2 separate regions of the Homo sapiens genome follow, and region 2 is linked to region 1. A link is a contact called in ENCODE Hi-C or POLR2A ChIA-PET data. All regions are on one chromosome and are shown on one strand. Each heading gives the region's core, a stretch centred on a gene start or an enhancer-like site at or near the end of the contact. The rest is flanking DNA. Distances are from core to core; before and after follow the strand shown.

Evidence for each region. A loop is a pair of places that touch in the nucleus more often than their neighbours do. ChIA-PET counts read pairs that join two places held with the same protein, here RNA polymerase II (POLR2A). Pooled maps may share reads with other maps.
Region 2: a pooled map shows a loop between it and region 1 (3-fold over the local background). The contact joins the enhancer-like site here to the promoter of EXOSC10-AS1 in region 1. A Hi-C loop is called at or near these places in 2 of 50 pooled maps. POLR2A ChIA-PET finds 5 or more read pairs at or near these places in 3 of 52 experiments (PC-9, activated B cell and activated CD4-positive, alpha-beta T cell).

Annotation. Positions count from the first base shown.
Region 1 is chr1:11,097,787-11,101,951 of GRCh38, forward strand. It overlaps EXOSC10-AS1 (EXOSC10 antisense RNA 1), which reads left to right and starts at 1,889. Exons shown (of 2, transcript NR_135062.1): 1 at 1,889-2,028; 2 at 4,015-4,165. EXOSC10 (exosome component 10) reads right to left here and starts at 2,083. Exons shown (of 25, transcript NM_001001998.3): 1 at 1,935-2,083; 2 at 234-370. The coding sequence starts at 2,045. RefSeq lists enhancers at 1,249-1,811, 1,463-1,522, 1,812-2,372 and a silencer at 1,424-1,625.
Region 2 is chr1:10,984,420-10,988,584 of GRCh38, forward strand. No RefSeq gene overlaps it. Among named protein-coding and RNA genes, the nearest start is that of CIROZ, 4.4 kb to the left of the region's middle. Within about 2 kb of position 2,157, at least 2 of the 41 ENCODE cell types and tissues checked have a DNase peak (open chromatin) inside an H3K27ac peak, as active enhancers do.

The DNA.
Region 1 (4,165 bases), core at 639-3,138:
ACAAAAGTCAATATATTTTTTCAGTACAAAAGTCAATACATTTTTTAAAGGCTAAACTAAAAATATACCAAGTAATATTTCCCTAATCAAAATCCATTGCTTCAATTTTCACATTTTATAGCTCTTCATACCACAGAAAATGTTTAAGGAAAAATAAATTTCAGGAAAAATTTATCTACTTCTTTGTTTTCATTTCTTTTCACTAACACAAGAAAACAAAGTACAGTACTTACCACTGAAGCAACCTGTCTCCCTGTGTTTCGCAAAATGCTTGGAAGCCAGGAAAACTTCGGTAAAAATCATACTCATCGCCAAACTGTGGTAGGCCCCCAGATGCCTTGGTGACTGCCACCACGGACCCAAGAGCAAACTGTCAAAAACAAGAAAAGATGGCATGTTTACACAGGGATCCCCATTCATTTGGTATGTCATTTTTTTGATCTATCGTATACAAGGTATCTACTCTTCATCCATCAAAAAAAGCACTCATTTAGTGCCAAACCCCAATCTAATCTAGGCCCTGAGAATACAATACTGAACAGGAAACCAAGTTTGGAGCTTATATTCTTGGGAGAGTTGAGAGACAGAATACATACGTATATAATCTGATTAATATTCACAAATACCTGGGGTTGAATCTTGACTCTGCTACGTATTAACTGAGATCTTGGACAAGTGATTGCTTTATTTGGACTTTAGTGTTCTCCTCTGAGAAACAGGAAAAATAAAAAGGGCCTGCACCACAGAGTTTTTGTGAGGACAGAATGAATAAGCTAATAAAAGCACTTAGGACAGTTCTTGGCACATAAGCGTTATTATTACGACTCAAGTTCAGATCCAAGAGCTTTCTACAGGAATTTGTTTTTGTGTTTTCATCTGGATGAGCATCTAAAAACAATACAAGCTTATCCTAGATCCTTGGACGACAAATTTATAACAGCTACTATCTAAAACTGGATTTGTGTTTATTGTTCAGTTAGTGTCAAGTGGTTCTCTATTTTAACTGTTGTGAGGTAACGAAAAAAAGCCGTGAAGTGACATAAATGATGGCTGATCATGTGAAGGCCTAAAACGTCATTGTGAGTTTTGTGAATAAACATTTCCCAAGAAAAAAGCAGAGAAAGGAGGTGGGAAATTAAGTCACGGAGGGGAACATGGTAGCTTATGAGCATGACCGCCACACAACCAGGACCACAGTTAGTGGTCCAGGAACTATTGAGAGCCATGTTAATGAATCAATAGCATTAGCTAACAGCAAATTAGATAAGATACAACGTTAGTGGAATTTCTGTAAATTTATAGGGTTAATTTACAAATTATTTTAGTTTCATTGCTTTGTAAGAGCTATGCACACCTTAAGCCTAGTTGTACGTTTGCTCATATTTAAGCTAAGTTATACAAAGATCTTAAGTGAACGCCCTGTATACCTTCCAGGAGTTACTAATAAACGTGCAATGGGGCTTTAACAGGTGACATTTAACTCAGGGTTAAAAATTATGTAGGACTGGACTTCAGAAACAGAGGAAGAGAAGGGCCATACTGGCCGCGGGAGGAGACAACTCCAGGCAAGTGTGGGGAGCGCGAAGAAGCCGAGCCCCTGCGGAGAGCTGGTCGGGTGGCTAGGGCGTGGCGAGCGCGACGTCGCAAGGGCTAGGGACGTCTGGGTGGCAAGGAAGCCTTTCCCAGGATGCGAGACGGCTTTCCACATTTGGGCCTCCATGGACTTAGGCTCGCAAGCGGGACGCCCCTCAGTGTCCGTTTCCGAGGCCCCATCCCCGGAGGGTGCAGGAGAGTCTGCGCCCAGCGCGGACAGGGGCCCCGCGACCCTCGCTCGGGCTCCACTACGGCGGGCGGGCATTGGCTGCCCAGAGGGCCCAGTCGGCTTCCGGCGGCCGCGGGCGACTCCTGGTACCCCCGAGGCCCCGCGAACTCACCTTCACAAAGCTGTCGGCGTCCGGGAAGCCTGGCAGCACCATCTCTCCGTCGGATTTGGTTGCGCTGGTCGCCGACAGGACCCTGGGCTCCCGGGTACTGGGTGGCGCCATTTTTTCAGCCTGCACGGCTCGTCTCGCGAGAGCTTGTCGGCCGAGGAGACGGGACGCGTGCGCACCACGCATGCGCCAGGTCGAAGCGGCGGGCGGGGCGTCTGATTATAGTGTGGGGAGCCTGCGATTGGGGTGGGGCGCCTGCGATTAGGTTGGGAAGCCTGCGTTTAGGGTGGGGCACCTGCGATTAGGTTGGGAAGCCTGCGATTAGGTTGGGAAGCCTGCGATTAGGGTGGCACTTTCGAGCGCTCTGGTGTGAATTTCACGTTCTTTTACCTCATATTGTATCATCCCAACAACCCTGTGATCTAGGGTGCGGCCTGGAGGACCTGACTATCACATATATTTTTGACACGAGGTTTGCCCAATCTGGTTTCGAACTCTTGGGCTCAAGAGATCCTCCCACCTTAGCCTGCGAAGTAGCAGGGACCCCAGGCGAGGGCCACGATCCCCGCTTATCCTCGTGTTTATTTAAAAATTTAAAAAACAAACAAACCGGGATTACCGGGAGTGGTGGTGCGCATCTGTAGTCCCAGCTGCTCGGGAGGCTGAGGTGGGATGGTTGCTTGAGCCGAGGAGGTGGAGGCTCCACTGCACTCCAGCCGGGGTGACAGGATGAAACCCTGTCTCAAAAATTTCTTTTTAAGGTTATGTTTTTGAGGCTGGGCGCCGTGACTCACACCTGTAATCCCAGCACTTTAGGAGGCCGAGGCGGGTGGATCACCTGAGGTCGGGAGTTGGAGACCAGCCTGGCCAACATGGTGAAACTCTGTCTATACTAAAAACACAAAAATTAGTCGGGCGTGGTGGCACATGCCTGTAATCCCAGCTACTCGGGAGGCTGAGGCTTGAGCCCGGGAGGTGGAGGTTACAGTGAGCCGAGATCGAACCACTGCATTCCAGCCTGGGCAACAGAGTGAGACCTTGTCACAAACAAACAAAAAAAACCATGTTTTTGGGACAAAGTTTCACTCTTGCTCTCCCAAAGTGCTGGGATTACAGATACGAGTCATCAGCGTGCAGCCTATTTTTATTTTTATTTTTTTTGAGATGGAGTCTCACTCTGTTGCCCAGGCTGGAGTGCAGTGACGCAATCTTGGCTCACTGCAACCTCCCGCCTCCCGGGTTCAACGAATTCTCTTGCCTCAGCCTCCCGAGTAGCTGGGATTACAGGCGTGCACCACCACGCTCGGCTAATTTTTTTCGTATTTTTAGTAGAAACGGGGTTTCACCATATTGGCCAGGCTGGTCTCGAACTCCTCACCTTGTGATCCTCCCGCCTCGACCTCCCAGAGTGCTGGGATTACAGGCGGAGCCACCGTGCCTGCCCTGTTTATTTTTTTTTTTTGAGACAGAGTCTCACTCTGCTGCCCAGGCTGGAGTGCAGTGGTGCAATCTCAGCTCACTGCAACCTCCGCTTCCTAGGTTCAAGTAGCTGGGATTACAGGCGTGTGCCACAATGCCCGGCTAATTTTTTTTTTTTTTTTGTATTTTTAGTAGAGATGGGGTTTCACCATGTTGGCCAGGCTGGTCTTGAACTCCTGACCTCAAGTGATCCACCTGCTTTGGCCTCCCGAAGTGCTGGGATTACAGGTGTGCGCCACCAGCGCCTGGCTTATTTTTTTTAGACTGCATCTTACCAACCTGGTCTCGAACTCCTGGGCTGAAGCCGTCCTCCCACCTCACTGGGATTACAGGCAGGAACCACTGTGCCCGGCCCAGCCTCATATTTAAAGTCACCTCCTCCCAAGCTCTGGCTGGTTCTGTGTTCCCCTCACCCATTTGGTCTTGACTCCTGTAATTAATTACACCTCCCCTGCCCCCTGGATCTATCTTTTCCCTCTCTATTGGTTCATTCCTAACAGCCTACAAGTACACTGACATCTTTCCCAACTAAAAGAGAAAAGGAAAAAACACTGGCTCCCACATCTCCTTCCAACTGCCATCATCTCTCTCTTGCCCTTTACAGGTAAGCTCCTGAAGAAAGCGTCTAGCTCCAACTGTGCTTCCTCCCTCCAGTACCCTCTGAACTCCTCCAAGCAGACGTTGTTTCCTGCAGACATCGCTGGAACCATTCTGGTTAACACAGAGTGGGAACTCAGTACACATTTGTGAAGTGA
Region 2 (4,165 bases), core at 907-3,406, 110 kb before region 1:
AAGTGCTGGGATTACAGGCCTGAGCCACCACGCCCGGCCCCAATTTTCCTCTTCTTATAAAGACTCTAATTACTGGATTAAGGGCCAGCCTAATCCAGTATGACCTCACTTAACTTGATTGCATCAGCAAAGACCCTATTTCTAAATAAGGTCACATTCCCACATATCTGGGATTTGGCTTTTTTTTTTTTCTTTGAGACAGGGTCCTACTCTGTCACCCAGGCATGAGTGCAATGGTGCAATCACGGTTCACTGCAGCCTCGACCTCCTGGGTTCAAGCAATCCTCCTGTTTCAGCCTCCTGAGTAACTGAGAATACAGGCACACACCACCATGCTTGGATGATTTTTAAATTTTTTCTAGAGACAAAAGAGACCAGAGGGAACAGCCACGGTGGCTCACGCCTGTAATCCCAGCACATTGGGAGGCTGAGGTGGGCAGATCACTTGAGGTCAGGAGTTTGAGGCCAGCCTGGCCAACATGGTGAAACCCCATCTCTACTAAAAATACAAAAATTAGCCAGGCATCATGGCGCATATCACTCATTCTAGCTACTCGGGAGGTTGAGGCACGAGAATCACTTGAACCCAGGAGGCAGAGGTTGCAGTGAGCTGAGATCACACCACTGCACTCCAGCCCGGGCGACAGAGCAAGACCCTATCTCAAAAAACAAACAAACAAGAGACAGAGACCAGAGGTCTCTGAGATGGGGTCCGTACGAAAGATACCACTACGTTGTCCAGGCTGGTCTCAAACTTCTAGGCTCAAGTGATTCTCCTGCCTCAGGCTTCCAGAGTGCTGAGATTACAGGTGTGAGCCACTGCACCCAGCCTGTTTCTCTTTTTCTTTTCTTTTTTTGAGACGGAGTTTCACTCTGTCACCCAGGCTGGAGTGCAGTGGCACGATCTCTGCTCACTGCAACCTCCACCTCCCAGGTTCAAGCAATTCTCTGCCTCATCCTCCCGAGTAGCTGGGATTACAGGCACCTGCCACCACGCCTGGCTAATTTTTTGTATTTTTAGTAGAGGCGGGGTTTCACCATCTTGGCCAGGCTGAACTTAAATTCCTGACCTCGAGATCCACCCGCCTCAGCCTCCCAAAGTGCTGGGATTACAAGCGTGAGCCACCACACCCAGCCCTGTTTCTCTTTTTAACTCATCTTTTTGTTGACCAACTTTTCCTTTAATCCCAAATTGCTCGGGATTTATCATGAGCCGCCTAAGAAGACATGGAGTTGGAAGTGGAGACCCAGAGTGGTGCATGGAAGCTGGTTGTCACCAGGATCTGTTCACGCTCAGGTGAAAGGCCCTCATCACACCAAACAGAAGCAGGCAGGATCAGAACACACAGCTGGTGAAACCCTCACGGGCCCTGGAGGAGGCCCAGATGCCCTGGCCCACTTCATAAGGCCTCAAACAGAAACGCCAAAGCCAGGGCAAACATCACTGGTACACAGCTCACTCAGAGAACCTGCAAGGACCACCCTGGAGCTGTTGTTTAAATCTTAAAAAGAGAAGAAGAAACAGGAATTGAAAAACAGGTTTTCTTTCCTAATCTGATACCCTAAACCCCATTCCTCCTACACACACACGCACACACCTATAAACATAGCCACAGACATCTCTACACACACACCCTGAAACCCACCTACACACACAACCCTATACAAAACTCTTAGCATATGCCCCACACACTCCTAGAAATGCGCGCGCACACACACACACGCAGTAGGGGCTCCCGTCTTAGATATTTTTAGAGAAAGCAATTTCATTGGGGTCTTTCCAGTGGAGCTCAAATTTCATTTCTCCATTTGGGAAAATCACATTTTCAAAATAGCTTTCTTTTTTTTTTTTTTTTGAGACAGTCTCGCTCTGTCACCCAGGCTGGAGTGCAGTGATGCAATCTCAGCTCACTGCAACCTCTGCCTCCCGGGTTTAAGTGATTCTCCTGCCTCAGCCTCCTGAGTAGCTGGGACCACAGGCGTGCGTCATCAAGCCTGGCTCATTTTTTTGTGTGTGTTTTTAGTAGAGTCGGTGTTTCACCGTGTTAGCCAGGATGGTCTTGATCTCCTGACCTCGTGATCCACCCGTCTCAGCCTCCCAAAGTGCTGGGATTACAGGCGTGAGCCACCGCGCCCGGTCAAGAGTAGCTTTTATGCAATAGTTGGAAGCCGTGAGAATTGGCCAAGTCAGCCCCAGCACGGTTTTCCCCATGGTTTTCTTATTAACACCTTCCTTCTCTTGCAAATACCCACTGAGCTGGTTTTTCAAAAGCAGAAACCACTGACCCACTCACTGGTCTCCTTTGATACTTAGAGGTTAACGATTACTAAAAATATACATATTGATTCCAACTGCCAAGCTTCCCAGGCCTTTTCAGGATGTCCATCTTGCTGAGATCTGGCACCATTACTTACCACTTTTATGAGGAGGAAACCAACATTTAACCAAACTATTACCAGGCTTGCTGAAGTTCCTCCTGATCAGTCAGTTACAAACACACAAAATAACTAGATACTTGGTTGCCTGAGAGGCAGAAGGTGAATGGGCAATGCAGCCTGTTGGTGAAACACGGTCTTTTTTGCTCTATTAGAATCATGAGACCGGGCGCGGTGGCTCACGCCTGTAATCCCAGCACTTTGGGAGGCCACAGCAGGTGGATCACCTGAGGTCGGGAGTTTGAGACCAGCCTGGCCAACATGGAGAAACCCCACCTCTACTAAAAACACAAAAATTAGCCAGACATGGTGGCGGGCGCCTGTAATTCCAGCTACTTGGGAGGCTGAGGTGCAAGAATCGCTTGAACCAGGGAGGCGGAGGTTGCATTGAGCCGAGATTGTGCCACTGCACTCCAGCCTGGGCGACAGAGCAAGAGACCCTGTCTGAAAAAAAAGAAAGAAAGAAAGAGAGAAAGAAAGAGAGAAAGAGAGAAAGAGAAAGAGAAAGAAAGAAAGAAAGAAAGGAAAGAAAGAAAGAGAAAGAAAGAAAAGAAAGAAAGAAAGAAAGGAAGGAAGGAAGGAAGGAAGGAAGGAAGGAAGGAAGGAAGAAAGAAAGAAAGAAAGAAAGAAAGAAAGAAAGAAAGAAAGAAAGAAAGAAAGAAAGAAAGAAAGAAAGAAGCAGCATGATTCAGGCCGGGCACGATGGCTCACACCTGTAATCGCAGCAGGATTTGTTGAGCCTAGTAGTTCAAGAGCAGCCTGGGCGATAAAGTGAGACCTCTGTCCCTACAAAAAAAAAAAAAAAACTAACCAAGCATGGTAGTACTTGCCTATGGTCCCAGCTATTGGAGAGGCTGATGTGGCTGAGGCAGGAGGATCACTTGATCCCAGGAGGTTGAGGCTGCAGTGAGCCATGATCATACCACTGCACTCCAGCCTGGGCAGCAGAGCAAGATCCTGTCTCAAAAAAGCAATAAACAATAAATAAACGGGCAGGGTGGCTGTAGTCCCAGCTACTTGGGAAGCTGAGGCAGGAGGATCACTTGAGCCTGTGAGGTTAAGTCTACAGTGAGCCATGATCAAACCACTGTAATCCAGCCTGAGCAACAGAGTGAGACCCGTCAAAAAAAAGAAAAGTAAAGAGAGAAAGAGAGAAAGAGACAGAGAGGGAGAGAGAGAGAGAAAGAGAGAGAGAGAGAGAGGAAGGAAGGAAGGAAGGAAGGAAGGAAGGAAGGAAGGAAAGAAGGGAGGAAGGAAAGATTTAAACCATTCTAGAAGGGAAGTTCCCCTCTCCTGAACAGAATGCAAATCTTTGCCCATCCTTGCCCTGGAAGGAGAGCAGCCAACTTTTCTGCTGCTAAGAACTGCCATTAATGGGCTGGCCTCCTCTGAGTCAGCAGGGTGCTGAGTGCTTGACTTGAGCATCTCATGCAGAAGTTCTTACCTGGGGTCCACCCTCAAAGATACACGCACAGAATTCATGGGGTGCTTGAACTTGGATGAGGGGGTGGAAATTACATCTTTATTTTCAATAACTTCTACTTGAAATTTAGCGTTTCCATTATGAACATAGTCAACAAGCCATCACATTGTTATGACTTTATGACTCTGTCCCCAACAGAAATTCCAGATATTTTCCTATCACACGAGAATTGTTACAGAGATCTCCAGATATCTCCAGATATTTCTCAGTACTTTTGAATTAAGGCACTGACCCAACCTGCTGCCA